Regions from separate parts of the Homo sapiens genome. Here region 2 is linked to region 1. The links are chromatin loops, found by intact Hi-C in ENCODE. Cell type or tissue: heart right ventricle. All regions are shown on one strand.

Evidence for each region. Peaks named below come from ENCODE experiments on the same cell type or tissue, not always from the same donor. Only the 100,000 strongest peaks of a DNase experiment are listed, where the experiment ranks them.
Region 2: it touches region 1 in a loop (2.2-fold over the local background); 7 of 110 quality-filtered maps call a loop at or near these places.

The regions. Positions count from the first base shown.
Region 1 is chr6:105,355,262-105,363,261 of GRCh38, forward strand. The region is part of intron 6 of PREP (prolyl endopeptidase); the gene reads right to left. Among named protein-coding and RNA genes, the nearest start is that of PREP, 44 kb to the right of the region's middle. RefSeq lists an enhancer at 4,733-4,922. In heart right ventricle, a CTCF peak has its summit at 4,345 (motif pointing left); no DNase peak of the experiment used is centred here.
Region 2 is chr6:105,161,470-105,169,469 of GRCh38, forward strand. It overlaps POPDC3 (popeye domain cAMP effector 3), which reads right to left. Exons shown (of 4, transcript NM_022361.5): 2 at 1-691. The coding sequence starts at 440. It overlaps POPDC1-AS1 (POPDC1 antisense RNA 1), which reads left to right. Exons shown (of 4, transcript NR_037157.1): 3 at 5,075-5,233; 4 at 7,262-8,000. Among named protein-coding and RNA genes, the nearest start is that of POPDC3, 15 kb to the right of the region's middle. In heart right ventricle, no CTCF peak of the experiment used is centred here; no DNase peak of the experiment used is centred here; H3K27ac peaks cover 1,663 bases.

The sequences.
Region 1 (8,000 bases):
TTTTAGTAGAGACGGAGTTTCACCATGTTGGTCAGTCTGGTCTTGAACTTCTGACCTCAAGGTGATCCACCCATCTTGGCCTCCCAAAGTGCCACTGCGCCCAGCCAAGGCTGTAGTTTTAAATATGGCAATCAAGGTAAACCCCATTAAGAAGGCATCTTTCCACTGTTTTCTGACTTGCACTGTTTCCACTGGGAATTTGGTGTCATTTCTTATCTTTGTTTCCCTATATGCAATATGTGTTTTCTCCTCTGGCTGCTTTTAGTATTTTGTTATCTTTGGCTTTCTGAACGTTGATTATTCTGTAACAGGCTTTGATGTAGTACCCTGCTTGAGATTAATTGAGCTTCCTGAATCTGTTGATTTCTGTATTTTATCAAATTTGTAACATTTTTGGCCACTTGTGTCTCATGTATATATTTTTTGTCCTCTCACCCCTATTCTAGAACTTCAAATACATACTGTTACATAACTTGGTACTGCTCCACAGGTCAATGAAATGTGTCCATTTTTGTCTTAGTTTCTCTTTGTGGTTTAGTTTTGATTGTCCTGTCTTCAACTTTTGCATTTTCTTTTATAGCATCTAAACTGCTATAAACAGATAATTTTTCATCTCAGAGTTTTATTTTTTATCTCTAGAAGAGTATGTGGTTCATTTTTATATTTTCTATTTCTTTGTTCATTATATTAACACTTAGTAAAGATCTCTAAAAAGTATTTTTTTATGATAGCTTTTTATAAGTCCTTATATGTTAATTCTACTCTCTGTTATTTCTGGATCTGTTTCTATTGACTATTTTTCCTCTTGGCTATCAGTCACATTTTTTTTGCTTCTTTTTTAATAACTATTTATTTTTTAACTGGATTCTGGGCTTTTGAATGTTGTCTGGATTTCTTTTATTTTCTGGTCTGCCTGCAAAACATTTTGCGGCAGTTAATTCATTGGCGGATCAGCTTGATCCATTCAAGACTTGTTTTCAAAGGTTTGTTGGGTAAGGTATACAGCCCCACTGCTAAGGCATAGCTTCTCTGAGGTCTAAGTGAATACCCTGGGTGTTCACAAAGTCTTTCCCCTCTGACTTGTCAGAATGTGAACGTCTCCCAGCTGTTTTAAACCTTTGGGAGTTGTCAGCTTACAGCCCCCTAGTAGTTCTTAGCTTGAATCATAAAGTCTCAGTCAGCGTACACACTGCTTAACAGTTAGCCGAAAACATGAGGGGATTCCAAGGCAGATACCTGAAACTCTTAGTGGGCAGTTCCCTCCTTTTGTTATTCTGCCCTGCAAATTCCAGTGGCTTCAGTCTCCCTGATTTCCAATCTTTGGATCATTAGCTCAGTGAGACTACGATACTCTGAGCTCCTCCTCCTTGTGCCAGAGGCCAAAAAATAACTCCAGGCAGAAAGCTGGGGCAACTGTAGGATTTACCTCTTTCCTGGATCAGTCTGGGGCAGCCTATTGATCAATATCTGAAAACAGCTGCTTTGTCTATTTTGCATAGTTTCCTAGCTGTGTACAGCAGGAGGACTAGTCCAGTACCAGTTATATCATCATGTCCAGAAGCAAAAATCTATCATTATGTCTTAAACAAGTCTCTTGCAAATGAACACAATTTGAACACATCTAGTCTTTAAAATCCAATCTAAAAATCTGTATTCCATATCCACTAATTTTTATTGCTGAGGTACTGGCTTCCACATTTTAAATTTTGAACCTTTTATTTATCTTGCTTTCCCCGGTGTCTTTCCTCTTTGTATTATATTTTTCCTTCTTTGATTTGGGAATTATACATTCTATTATCCTTAAGCTTTTAATATACATGGCTAACAAAACTGTTCAGAATTTTGGTTCCATCTTATTTTTAAACCATCCTATATTAAGATTATCCACAACTTCACAATTATAATCTTATTAATATAATTGAAAGCAACATCATTAATACTACTTCATACTTTTGTTCTCTTGTCCTTTAAATAAACACAGACTCTTTACAGCTTACATCAATCATAAATGATGGCTAATTCAGTTGTAGTGATTCAGTCATCAGAAAGATAGGGCAGTAACATTCACTGCAAGAACCACACCAAACCTTTGATGACAGCTGTCTCAAGCACATCTAATGAGTTTTTCTCAGCATTTCCAGCTGTGCTAAATAGCTGTAGCAGTTTATACTTAATCTGAAGCAGGCAGTCCCAAGGTACATTGCTGTTATAACGCCAATTAAGTCAGTCCTCTTCATTATAATTCTCTTCATCACAATCTGGAGTTGCTCCATAGCCACTAAAATTTGCTAAACTGAAAACAACGTTGCATTTTCAAATGCTCAAAGTCACAAGCCTCAAAATCATTTGTAAGTCACTGTTGCCCCAAAATGTACAGACTAAAAATATACCTTCTTCCACTTAAATTTAAACAACACACACTTAATGACAGCCCCACACCCAGACTATTTCAAGGCAATTTAAAAGATGAATTTTGTAAATCATTGGGAGGGGAAGACATAAATCCTGTTGATGTGGAGGGCATGTGACTGTGAACAGAATAAAGTTACTTTCCTAAAAGCCAGATTTAAAAAAAGAAAAGTAGAAAAGCAGGCAAGCCAAGAGCCCATTAGGCCTTCGTGGAACAGTTTGAATTCCGGTTCAACAATACTGTTTTTTTTTTTTTTTCTCTAAGTGATAATGATATCCCAGCTAGAATAATTGTGCTCTCCAGAAGCAATTAATCTGATTTGCAAGCACTGATTTTTTCTTTTGCAAAAACTAATAATATTAGCCTGACCAATTATGAAATAATTCCTAAATTTACAAATTCCTAAATTTGTGCTTTCATGGCTTCCTTCTATTTTAAATCTATATTATTTTAAACAAATTTTCCTTAAGTAAAAATGACTTAACTTCATAAAAATCTACCATTTATGTAAATAAAACATTAACAAAAACAAAATTAAAAGAATTACTATAAATGAAACATTTACATTGCTGATATTAAATCCATTACTTGCATTCCTAATCATAACAATAAACATCAAGGTTAAAACTCTTTACCATTTTTATTACTGTCAATTTTTAATATGTAGGTTACTCTGACAGTCTACTTCTGCAAAGTCACCTGTTGAATTATATTTAGAGTACTGATTAAATATAATTAGAAAATATTAAAAGAGAAGAAAGTACTAACATCTGTATTGATAAATATATTTGGAAAGAGGAAAAAATCTAGATGTAGAGAGAGTGTGGTATTCTACAGATGGGCTAAATAACATTTGGTCATTCACTGGTACTAAGCCTTTCATTTTCTATAAGCAGACAAAACCTGGGAGGTTATTAAAAAAACAGCCAAAAGCCACACCCCCATGCTTCTTCTCTGGTGGCTGGCAGAAAGACATGTCTCCTGAAGGTGGGAGGAGCACTCACCTCCAGGCTTCAGGGAGTAATTCACTCTTCCCCCTTGCCTTGGCTACTCTTTCTTGGCAAAGTTTCCTCGAATTTAACTTCTCTTTCCACCAGAGTGGAATCAAGGTCGTCAATGAAAGGGGGAAGTCACTCAGCTTGCTTTGGTTAAGGGTACTTGGTTATGCCATTCGTCATTGTAAAATGGATCTTCTGGGTGGTCCAGCCCAGTTCTCCAAAAGAGTCAACTACCACAGGCTCAAGGGCAAAAGCCTTTTCATAAAAGTGTATTCCTGTGCCCAGGTGGATGAGGTTGGACAAAGCTACTATCACCAGAAGTGGCTGATCTTAATAGGAAAATTTCGGTCAACTTCCTGTCCCCAGCCAAATTCTCACCTCCCATAACAAAGACACAATTTAACACGTGCCATCAACCACTGCAGTCCACTATTCAGGGCAGCCACAGCTGGGGTGTGTATTCCCCCAAGATTTATCAAGAGTCTACCAAGTGCTGGCTGCTGAATCAGGCTCAGGCACACACAGATCAATAGGCTAGAACCTTCAAGAACTCATGCTCAGGTGGGAGAGACAGATACACTAAAGGATACAGACACACACAGAAAAGGCCATGTTGTAGAACATTAATAGCAAGAAGTACAATGTATGATGTGAGTGCCAGAGAGGGGCATCTACAGGGTGGTGAGCTGGACGGAAAAATGAGTTCTGAGAAGGCTTTTGGGAAGTGATGACTCCTAAATGATGATTAAAGAAGTAGAATTCCCCTAGTTTCTTGAAATTGTCCATGCTTAAAACTCAAAGGCTACACTGGTTTATGTTATCTGGTACAGAGAGCTATGTTTAACATATATTCAAGTACGTACATTCATTCTCAAGTGTATATCTCACTGACAGACATCAGCATGTGTAGTGGGTGCTGTGCTGGGCTGCCCTCTAGGGCTGAAGCCCTCATCTCCCAGCTGATGGGTGTTGGGAGCAGACAGCTCTCAGACGAGAATCTCTCCAGGTCTCATCCTCAAGTTGAAGATGGCACCTCTCCCAAGGTCATGCATTCTTTTGGGTTCATCCACATATGACAACTGGTTAATGTAGGTTTATAAAGGCCTGGACCCCTCTCCCTCCTGTTAGGACAATGCTGAAGGGCTCACCTAGCTTGAGGGTTCCTGTAGGATTGTCTGACACCTCTGTGATGATTGCATCACAGCTGAAGTTCTCCCTCTGCTGCGATCGTTCGTCACACAGGCAGAGATTTTGAAAGCTCTCCCATCAAACTTCTAGCACACAAATTTCTATCTCAGAGTCTGCTTCCCAGGGAAACTGATCTGTGACAGCATGTAAGGCATCGCTAATATCCTGTAAATATGCAGTGTGTACAACACAGCCCACGGCCACTGTTCTTCCACTCAGTGTCCTCGCCAGGCCCAACAAACAGTTCACTTCTCTCCGCCTCAGGTCTGAATCAACTAGAAACAGAACAAGAGTCAACAGATGGAGAACCGAGATCTCAACTTTAGTGCTGAATAAGTACACACTTAAGAATGTGGCTTTGTGCTGTGAGTCAGCTAATCTGTGAACTCCCAACCTCTCTCATTTCTAGTCATTGAGAAACCAAGATTCAATGAAATTCCTTGGCAGGGAGGTCAGAAAAATGGGGAAAGAAGTGTTCCCCTTCCATCTTGGTGATTTCTTACCCTGGCATATTTTATGCTAGCCTGAGGAAACCTTTTTAAGTCTTGGCTTCTACTTTTGAAGACGAAACCCAGTAACAGCTATCATTCTAACTTACATTTATCAAAAGGTAGGACATAAGGTATGGGGGTATTGTATTTTATAGTTTCATTAAAGAAGCCACATTAATCCATTAACAATTCTACTGTGTATACTGTGGTTCTAGGCTACACTAAGGAAGTCCAAGAAAACTCTCACTAGACATAGTTCAAATTGTTAGAGTATATGTATAAAATACATATTTTATACTTAACTCTATTAGGTTCACATGTACTTGTCTGATAAACGTGTAATTCGGACAACTTAGCATATTCAGGAAAATAACTCCTATAAAAATCACAGAATTTAGAGGGACAAGTAGCAACTGGAGTCTTTTTAAGGGAATCTAGTCCCAAATAAATGTTTTTACAAAATGTCTTCAGTTAATGCCTCACCTAGGTGTGATGTGATTCACTCAGACCAGAGTCTTGATCAAACAATTCCACTTCACAAGGTCATCGGCTCTACCACTGGGTCATTTGAAGGCTTTACACACACACATACATATGTACACACACATATATATACACACATATACATACCATACATGTATGAGTCTTCAGGGTAAGTATGAAATAGATACTAACATCTCAATATGGAATTCTCTGGAAAATGGGTATATATTTTAAACAATAAACCTATATTATTAATATTAAACTGAATCTGGCTATTTTCAGTCTCAATACCATATAATGCAAAGAATACCTGAGCTTTCCAAATGACCAAAGTAAACAAGCCTTTCTTCATATTAAGAGACAATTAACAGAAAAGCATTTCATGTTTTAAACTCTCAATAATTTAACTATGTATGAAGTAATTTGTCCTTAAAAACAACAGAACACAAAACCTAATATTTATATATATACAGGATATGTGGACTTACATCAAACATATTTTCAAAGAAAAACTCAAAAGCTATTTTATGCTACAGCAACTACACTCCAGTCGTGTGGTGGTGTATTAATAAGGAAATTTTCATGGCCATGAAATTTCTTTAGTATAATTTTTTTCTCTTAGAACCTAACCAAAAAAAGGCAAAGAAAGTTTTTTCATTATTTGAATCTACATGCACTTTCAAACTGAGGAAGGTATTTTCTTTTATATGTTATAATAAAAGAATTAGTTGCACGTAAAAAAAGCATTCTAAAAAGCAGTGACACTTGAAATTGTCCTGGAAATGAACAAAAGGAGTGAAAATGGATTTTAATAGCTTTGAGAGTTAATCATGCTATTCTCAGAGCAGGAGACTTTATCAAATTTATTTTATATAAATCTTTTGAATTCCTTTCATAATAGTTGTGAATCATGGCAACATCCCTTTAATATTATTTTTCTAACACTTAGGAAAACTTTTAAAACTAACCACCTACAATGATGACTTTTCATATATGAAACTCATTTATGGATTTGTAATAAAAATAAGGGGCAATGCCAGTAACAGACATACAGGGGAGCCATAAGCACATGTGAGTATGCATTAATAATTTTAACAAATAAAGTTACCCAGCTTTCCCAGTACAGTGTGGTACAACAGCAATAGAAGAAAAAAAGAAATCAATCCAAATACTGTGTGTTGTGTTGCTCGGTATGCCAGAAACTGATAAAACAGAAAATTCTAAGAAAACAAAACACGTACAAAATAAAATAAATAATGTAGGACTTGACATGATATAGGCACTACTGTTTCTAAGTTAGCTGGTTGTCTGTTTGATAAATTTGGTTATTCAACAATCTACTGTTGGGGTTGGGTGTGGTGGCTCAAGCCTGTAATCCCAGCACTTTGGGAGGCCGAGGCAGCCGAATCATTTGAGGTGAGGAGTTCAGGACCAGCCTGGCCAACATGGTGAAACCCCGTCTCTACTAAAAATACAAAAATTAGCTGGGCTTGGTGGCGTACGCCTTTAATCCCAACTACTCGGGAGGCTGAGGGACGAGAATCGCTTGAACCCAGGAGATGGAGGTCGCAGGGAGCCAGGATCACACCACTGCACTCCAGCCTGGGCGACAGAGCGAGACTCCATCTCACAAAGAAAGTATCTACGGTTTGTCTTATTTTCTTCCTTGCTGAGAAAAACAAGTGTTCTGTAAGAAAAGCGATTGATCAACAAATCCAACATGTCTACTAAAAACAACTCTCTTCTGCAGGATTGTTTTATGTATGAAGAGCGGCACAGCCTTCTTGCTTTACTCACATCCACGTCTCTAGCTTGGCTTTCTGACTTTTCTGCCTTCCCAACCATGCTGCTGAGATTTTCCTGTGTGCTTATCAGCACGGTGAATATTATCACATAAGGCAGTGCTAATGAAACAGTGGTGGACACAAGGCAAGGGCTAAGTACTTGGGGAATAAATATGGACTGTGCCAACTGGGAAGAGGGCTACTGAGCAATTACTGGTCCAAGTCAAAAACAGCCAACCAGCAAGGGGCAGAGGAGGCAGGGACCCCCCACCAGGAACACCACTGGACTTTTCTGTGTCTGTTCTGGAAGGTGAGACCCTGCTGGTCTTCATGTGCATGAACTTCCACAGGGGACATGGGAAGAGTAAGGAAATTAACATTCACTGCATGCCTACTATAAGTCAAGCATCAGGCAACACACTTTATATGTTAATATATGTGTAATACATATGTTTTTAATTACTAGGGTTCACAGGTGAACATATAAAAATGGCTTATGGAGACACAACAGATACTAAGATTCAGGATTACTTTTGAAAAAAAAACTTTTCAAGAATTAGGTATAACAGAATTAGGTTCTCAATATAGGATTTAGGGAGATAATCACAAAGAAGCTGGGCATTTTTTCCTTAATCCTTTCTAAAGG
Region 2 (8,000 bases), 190 kb before region 1:
TGCATGGCATAACAGTGTTCCTTTTCCAAAGTAACCACTTCAGAGCTCAAAGCAATCGTTCTGAAGACAGGCAAAGAGATCCCCAGGGGCTGGAAAAGGGAGCTGTACAACACTTGGAATTCTCGGGCAAAGGTTATGCTGCGAACTTGATATGCAATATGAACAAATTGCATGAAGCAGATGACAAACAGTACAAAATTCCAGGAAAATATGTCAGCTGCACAGACATCTACCCAAGCCCAGACAGCAGAACAGAGAAAACCCAACCCCAGCAAACTGAAGACATAAAGGAGCCCGAAGAATCCACTGCCACCCATGAAACCTACTACAAATAAAATACTGGCAAGATGATAAATGGCTCCTTCGGCCTCTTGCTTCCAGGTTGTGCAGACTGGGTGTTCATCTATTAGGTTCTTCCATAAACTTGAATTTCTTTCCATGGCTGTATTACTGCCTGCTTCACTTTTCAGTTGACTTTAGATGACACTGAAACAGGTAACTAAGTCCTTTGGTTCTCCATCATGAGAGTTTTGTGCAGTCTTCACAAAACCAGAGAAAACGGACACTGGAGTTGATGCTGATTAAAGGCTTCGTGTGTACGGATCTTGAAAAACTAAGAATCCCATGCTCGCTTCTTTAAGTTCATCTGGGCTCCTGATTTGGATCCAGTCTGCAAATATTTTGGTATTTCCTATGCAAGAGAAAAAAAGATAAAGGATCTAATTAAACAAAAAGGAGAATTGTGGGGTATATTTAATGATCAGCAGCATTACTTAGCAAGCTGACCTCCCATTTTCTATGAAGTTAGAGTATTTTAAGCACAAATGCTGTTGGGTGTTAAATTTCTATGGTATAAAAAGTATATTTATTAAAATTAGCTACATATTTTTCAAGGTAGCTAAGTGCTCTATATTAATCTCGTCTCTATGGGAGTGATTCAGTGTACCTCACAATCACTCGGGACAGTGACTAAAAATGCGGGCCGGGCGAGGTGGCGTGTGCCTGGAATCCCAGCCCTTTGGGAGGCTGAGGTGGGTGGATCACTTGAGGCCAGAAGTTCGAGACCAGCCTGGCCAACATGGCGAAACCCTGTCTCTACTAAAAATAGAAAAATTACCCAGGCGTGGTGGCGTGCGCCTGGGATCCCAGCTACTCAGGATGCTGAGGCACAAGAATCACTTGAACTTGGGAGACAGGCTTCAGTGAGCCGAGATCATCTTACCACTGCACTTCAGCCTAGGCGAAAAGAGTAAGACTCTGTATTAATACATATATATATTTGCAGATTCATGGACTGCTTCCAGATACATGAACCAGAATCATTGCGGGTGGGGCCCAGATGTTTGTATTTTAAGCTCCCCATGTGATTCTGATGTGTTAATCCATGGTCCTCCATGGCCCACCCTTTGAGGGATACTGTCTGATAATAGATTATTCACTCTTTACACATTAATTTGAGGCTTAGAGAGGTCAGGTAATTTATCCCAGGCCACACAGTGGTCACTGGCAGAGCAGAACTTTGGCGCTCATGCCCATATGCTGGGTCCAATCGTGTGGCCTCTCAGGAAAGATTTTTAAATTTGGCATGATAAGGAACCCTACTATATCAATAAACATAAGAAACATAATTAGAAGTCACATTCTAAGAGCATTAATTGACTATGGAAATATTTAATAAATTAGATTGAAATTATTTGAGAAACAAATGTACTACTTTGTTGTATTAGTGGTTATTTCAGGTTAAAGCTTGCATCATATGATGAAATAAATATTAATATTCCTGTTACTTACATATTTATTTATCAGATGGTCAAAAATATTACCAACTCTGTTCCTCTGCACATACATTCTCTACCCTTTCAGCCATATGGTGGAAATGCTAATATGTAATCTGAGTCAGGAGAGCATTAGCCATGATGACAGAGCTACAGGATATATGTATCATTTGCCACCCAGTTTCCTAACAATAAATGATTTCAGTGTAAAGCATTCATGACATTGATTTTTTAAAACCATGGTAACATTCAAAAGCCTTGAACTTGTGTGCTATATTTAGTGTTTTATTTTTGAAATAGATTATTTCCAGCACACCTGTTAATAAACTATCAGATATCACAGATCTTGCCCCATAGGAGAAAAAATACAGAGGTGAAAATGACTTAGCTGGAGTAAAAAATGGAACAGTGTAATCACCAACAGAAGTAGAAATGGAAATAAAGGAGCTGTTGTTGAAGTTCCTGATTTTTCATCTTGGATAGTGATTCTTTTCTCAGTAAGTAATGACTTCAAGAACACTGCCAGGTGAATCATTTAAAAAAAAAGAAAAAAAAAGCTTAGACTTACAACTTATAGTCATATTGTTGTTTTTGCTTGTTTTCAAATACATTTCAAACATGCTGCATATCCCTAATTATTCTCCCCATCAATCAATCTACGAGATGATGGTGATGAAATTGAAGACAGGCCAGCATCCTGAACATGTTCAATTTCTCCTCTTTTAAACAAAGCACAAAATTTTATTCTACTGGGTATTACAACAAAGAAAAATTATTGTTCAAATACAATGAGTAGTGAGAACTGCAAAATACCAGGCTGCAAATGTCAGTCTCCCTGCTGTTTCAAAACTAGGGTATTTTAAATCAATCAATTCTTCAGGATACCAAACACACCCACGAAAGCCAGTTTAAAAAGATTTGCTAGTGGAGCTCTGAACTTTGGTTTGAACTTCCTTAAAAATTTATAATCCTCAGCGAAATGTTAAAATGATGCTAATAGAGAAAGGCCATGTAAAACGTTCGTGGCAATTCAGAAGGGAACTTCTGGGAATCCTGTCTCCTTAAAAATCTTGATTTGTAGGATATATTGGGGCTTCTGCATTCCAGGGTCATGACCCATTATGATTATAAGGGGAACTGTGCTTCCATCTTTACTAATCTACTTCGTTTCATTCAGCTGTTACCAAACCATCTTTTTATCCTTGATACTGTACTGCTCAATGCAGCGTGCTGACTTGCCCTGATTAAATTACTCCACACCCAGCCCTTCTTCACTTGTGTTTTTATTTGGTCACCAAAACAGATATGCTTTATTAGAAGTGGAAGAACTGACAGGGGCAGGTGATGAGCAGGAGTGTCCTTCTGACATGTGCCAGCAGCACTATATGAATGTCCAACATGATTCATCAACCAGCTGTCTGCCTTAAAGGCCTGTAAGCCTGAGGTCATGTTTTGCGTAAATAAATGCTGACATGCCAAAGTGGCACAATGGATTTCTTTCCTAAGCACTAGAGTTGATCTTCACTGCAAAGTAAGTTAGCACACTGAGCTACAAATGATGAAGACAAACTTAAGTGCAAATAAACACAGTTGTTCCAAGCTCATCTGGGTTTTTTTCTCTTTAAATTGTTAAGATTACGAGTTATAAAGGAATAGGAAATGTAAATGAAGATACAAGGATGCTCAATGAAATGCAAAGTAAACCTGCTGGCAAATTAGCTAGAAACTGCATTTATTGCAACAGAACTTCTGCATTTATTATCTCATTGCCACGAGGGAGGCAGAATCTAAATCATCATGTCCAGCTTACAAATGAGAAAAGAAGGGCACAGATTGGTTGAGTCTCTGGCTTCAGGTAAAACAGGTGGTGGCATGGAGCTCCAATTCCCGTCCGCCCCTCTTTAGACCCTCTCCAACATTCAGTGCCAGCTCTCAAGACTGTGAATCAAATATTAATGTTTTGGGGAACCCAAGTGGGATATTCTTCCAGGGCTGCTTTGCCAAGAAAATAAAAATCCTAACCATGGATATTTCAGACTTACCCTATAAGTTCTTGTACTGTTCAGTCTGTAACTCTTAGAATACTGCTGGAGACACAGAGAGCCGCTCATGAATAATTTGCTGTATTATTCAATATTGACTGGTTTCCTCTCCTAGACTGAAATTCTCAGGGGCAGCAGGGGCAAAGACAAATGCTTTTGTATTTCTGAGCCTTAGCACTCAATAAGTTTGGCTTAATACATTGGTACAGAAGTGCAAGCACTCTGCCTTCTCCCTTCTCACTCTCTATCCAATGTAACAGATATTGTAACATCTTCTGTCATCTATGGGCACAGAATTGGGGGGCTCCAAATGTCCAAGATGTTTAAGTGCAAAAACACAGAGGAGCTGGGGCATCACTTTTTCAAAATGCCTGGCACAACCCCAAATGCATAAGGGAATCCTTTTGTCTGTTCACAACCTTGAACTCCTTAAGAACAGTTTATTGCTTTGATTAAAAACAACAACTTGGGTAGTCAGTGGTATTGAGTGAGTTTTGGTTGCTAAGCAACCCACAAACTGAAAATTCCATCAATATTCTACTCATTAATTGGGATCAGCTCTCAACTTTGGCATGTGTTCCCTAAGCTAAATTATCATTTTCTTAGTTTTTTTGACTTGTCCTTGAGGTGGTACATTTACCCAGCAACTATGTGCCAGGCATATTTTTAAAATTATCTCATTTAACAACCCCAGGAGGAAAGTACTATTATCTCCATTTTACACATAAGAAAATTTAAATTCAGCAAAAAACTAAGTTGTTCAATGTCACATTGCTTATAATGGAACTAAGATTCCACCCAAGAGAAGGGTTCTAGTCTTAGCTGTATCCCTAGATAGCTATGTGATTTTCATCTCCTTAGACTGGTTTCCTCATTGGTAAAATGAAAGAATTGGACAACATCATAAGAGCTCTAAAATGACATGACTCTGTATGATGTGGAGTAGAAGATGATTCCAAACATGGGTCAAAATATAGAGCCGAGTGGCAGAACTGAATTAAGACTGCAGGTCTTAACACCAGGTGTTTGACTGGGGCCCAGCTCCAGAGACTGTTACTTAACTGGCCTGTTTTGTCGCCGGGGCACTGAATTTTTTTCACAAACTTCCCAGGGATTTTGATGTTCAACCAGGGTTAAGAAGTGTCGAACAAATCTAAGAGATAGGAAGGAGGTGACAGGTGGGGGTGGGGGAGGGAAAAGAGACACCAGAACATTCCACAGAATAAAGGATCTGGATTTTAATCCTTGTTTTTAAAGAGCCAGAAAGGTACATTTCCTCTTCATGTGTTCTCACTTCCATCCTTTACCTCGGTGAAAAGACGTTTTCCTTCCGTACACTCATCAGTCCAAGAGGGATGAAGCTTGTGGAAATTTTGCAGCAGCCTTCCCTGACCATGGTGGCCTGAAGTGCACCTTGTAAGCTGAGTTTTTAATGGCCTTTATTATCTGTCTACATAGCCTCCATCATAGATTGTGTCATACTGACCATTATGTATATTTTTCCTTTTTAAAGCATCACAATTTTTTAATTTTTTCAGTTGGGTTACATATTCAAGCATTTAAAAAAATGAACATAGATGGTTGTGTGTGTGTGTGTGTGTGTGTGTGTAGAATAACAGCTTTATTGATAGAGCATTGTGTGTGTGTATATATATATTTATATAAATATATTTGAAATTTTCCTCTGTCTAGCACAAAGTGGTCTTTAGTAAACATTCACTAATAAAGACAAGAGTGCACAGGTAGAAAAACAGTGTTTGAAATAAGCTTGGGATAAGGCTTAATAAATCAGAAAGCTCCTGAATCAACAGTTTAGATGTTGAATTAAAAAAAAAAGGGAAGCATGTATTAGACTATGAGGAAGAGGTGAAAGGATCTATTGAAACAGAGGAACGAAGAAGGGTTGAAGACATTTTGGGGTTATACAAGATCTTGAAGTTAGGGAAAAAGTCAGAGGAAAAAGGAACTCAGTTTTAGCCATGTTTAATCTGATGCTCTGAGTAGCAGAATTTACAGCAGAGGATAAGGGGTAGGATAAAGGGAGAGAGATTTAGCAGTTACTATCACACAGGTCAATGCTAAATAAAAACTAGGGTTGTTAAGATTATTGAAAAAGAGCATAGGGAGAAATGAAAGTGTTCACAATAGATTGTGAAGACTGTACAAAAGTAAAGAATAGGCTGGGCATGGTGGCTCACGCCTGTAATCCCACCACTTTGGGAGGCTGAGGAGGATGGATCACTTGAGGCCAGGAGTTCAAGACCAGCCTGGCCAACATGGTGAGACCCCGTCTCTACTAAAAATACAAAAATTAGCCAGATGTGATGGTGGGTGCCTATAATCCCAGCTACTCGGGAGGCTGAGGCAGGAGAATTGCTTGAACCTGGGAGGCAGAGGCTGCAATAAGCTGAGATCATGCCCCTGTACTCCAGCCTGGGCAACAGAGCGAGACTCAGCCTCAAAAAAAAAAAAAAAAAAGTAAAGAATATGTCATTAATGTTTATATTGATTACATATTGAAATGACAGTGTTTTAGAAATAGTGGGTTAAGTAAAACCTATTATTAAAGCTGCCTTCACTGGTTCTTACTTTAAAAAAATGTTGTTTATGTGGCTTGCATTATATTTCTATTGGACAGTGCTGGTCTAGAGTCTCTCAAGTAACAGAGAGAAGAAATGAAAAGACTTGGCATGATGCTATGCAAACATTGCATATGTATAATGCATAAGTGTATAAATGTGGAAGAATTATCCAAGATTCAGAACAGAGTGTTGATGGAAATGTAAATGGTATTGGTTACAACATTCATATGCTGCCATCAGTCAGATGTTACCCAAAGCATAGATGTCACCATCTGGTTTCTGCCTACAGGGGTGGCCAACCCCACTACAGCACTTGGCTCCTTTATCCTACCAAGGGAAGTATCACCTTTTTCCTTTTGCCTGAGGACAGTTCCCCTTTCCCAAACAATTATATTACATGGTTTAATTTTCTCATTTCATCTTCTGATATGGATTCCAGAGTATATTCACACCAGCCTTTGCTTTCACACAATACTTGGAGACTCTTCATGTACCACTAATCTCTTAGGCTGGAGCATGCTTTTGATCCCCCTTATCAATGAGATCTTGGAGTCTCCTTGAGACTTGAAGAAATCAGAGAACATGCCGACAGGCTACACCGGACTTTTTTCTGTTCTCATGTTTCAGCTAACATCACATTTATCTCTACCCATGATTGATCTCTCATTTTATCACATACAGTGGTAGGCAGAATTCTAAGATGCTCTCAACATTCCTGACCTCCTGGTATACATGCCCTGTATCATTCCCTCTCCTTCAGTGTGGGCAGAACCTGTGAATGGAATGGGATAGATGCTCCCTTGATTAGGTAACATTATATGGCAAATGGTGGTGGAATAGTCACTCTTATGATTATGTTAAGTTATACAGGACTCCATCATAGGACTGGAGAGAGATTGGATGTCAGAGTGATTGATGTGCTCCTACTGGAAGAAGGCAAACATCCATATGTGAACTGCCTGTGGGGTTTCCAAGGAAAGGAACGGCAGGCAGCCTCTATGAGCTTAAAGAAGATAACTGGGACTTTAGTCCTATAACCTCAAGGAACAGTATTCTGTGAACCATCTGAGAAGCTTGGAAGAGGACCCCAAACTCCAAATAAGAAGCTCAGTGTGTCTGACACCTTGACTGCAGGCTTGGGAGGTCCTGAGCAGAAGATCCAGTTCAACAGTGCCTGGACTCCTGATCCACAAAAACTGATAACAAATATTTATTGTTTTAAGATGCTAAGTTTGTAGTCATTTTTTATACAGCAACAGAAAACTAAACACACACATAAACAGTTATAAGTGCTCACTGTATATGAGGCTTTTCATTAATAATCTATATTTTATAATAGAATTAGAATATAGATCTGTGAAGCTGAAGACACTCAATCCTTGCTAGATTTAAATCAGGAAAATCAGCTGAGAATCATTCCTTGATAGAACCTGGAAAACAAGACCCTATGAGAGACCCTGGGAATTACATTAAATTCACTGTGGTTCCCAGTGTCACTGAAGAGGTTTTCCTTTCATAGTCAGGTAGTCACCATACTGTTAAGCATTTGAACACATGGGCAACTTCCAGAATAGTTATGACATTGATATACCAATCTCCAA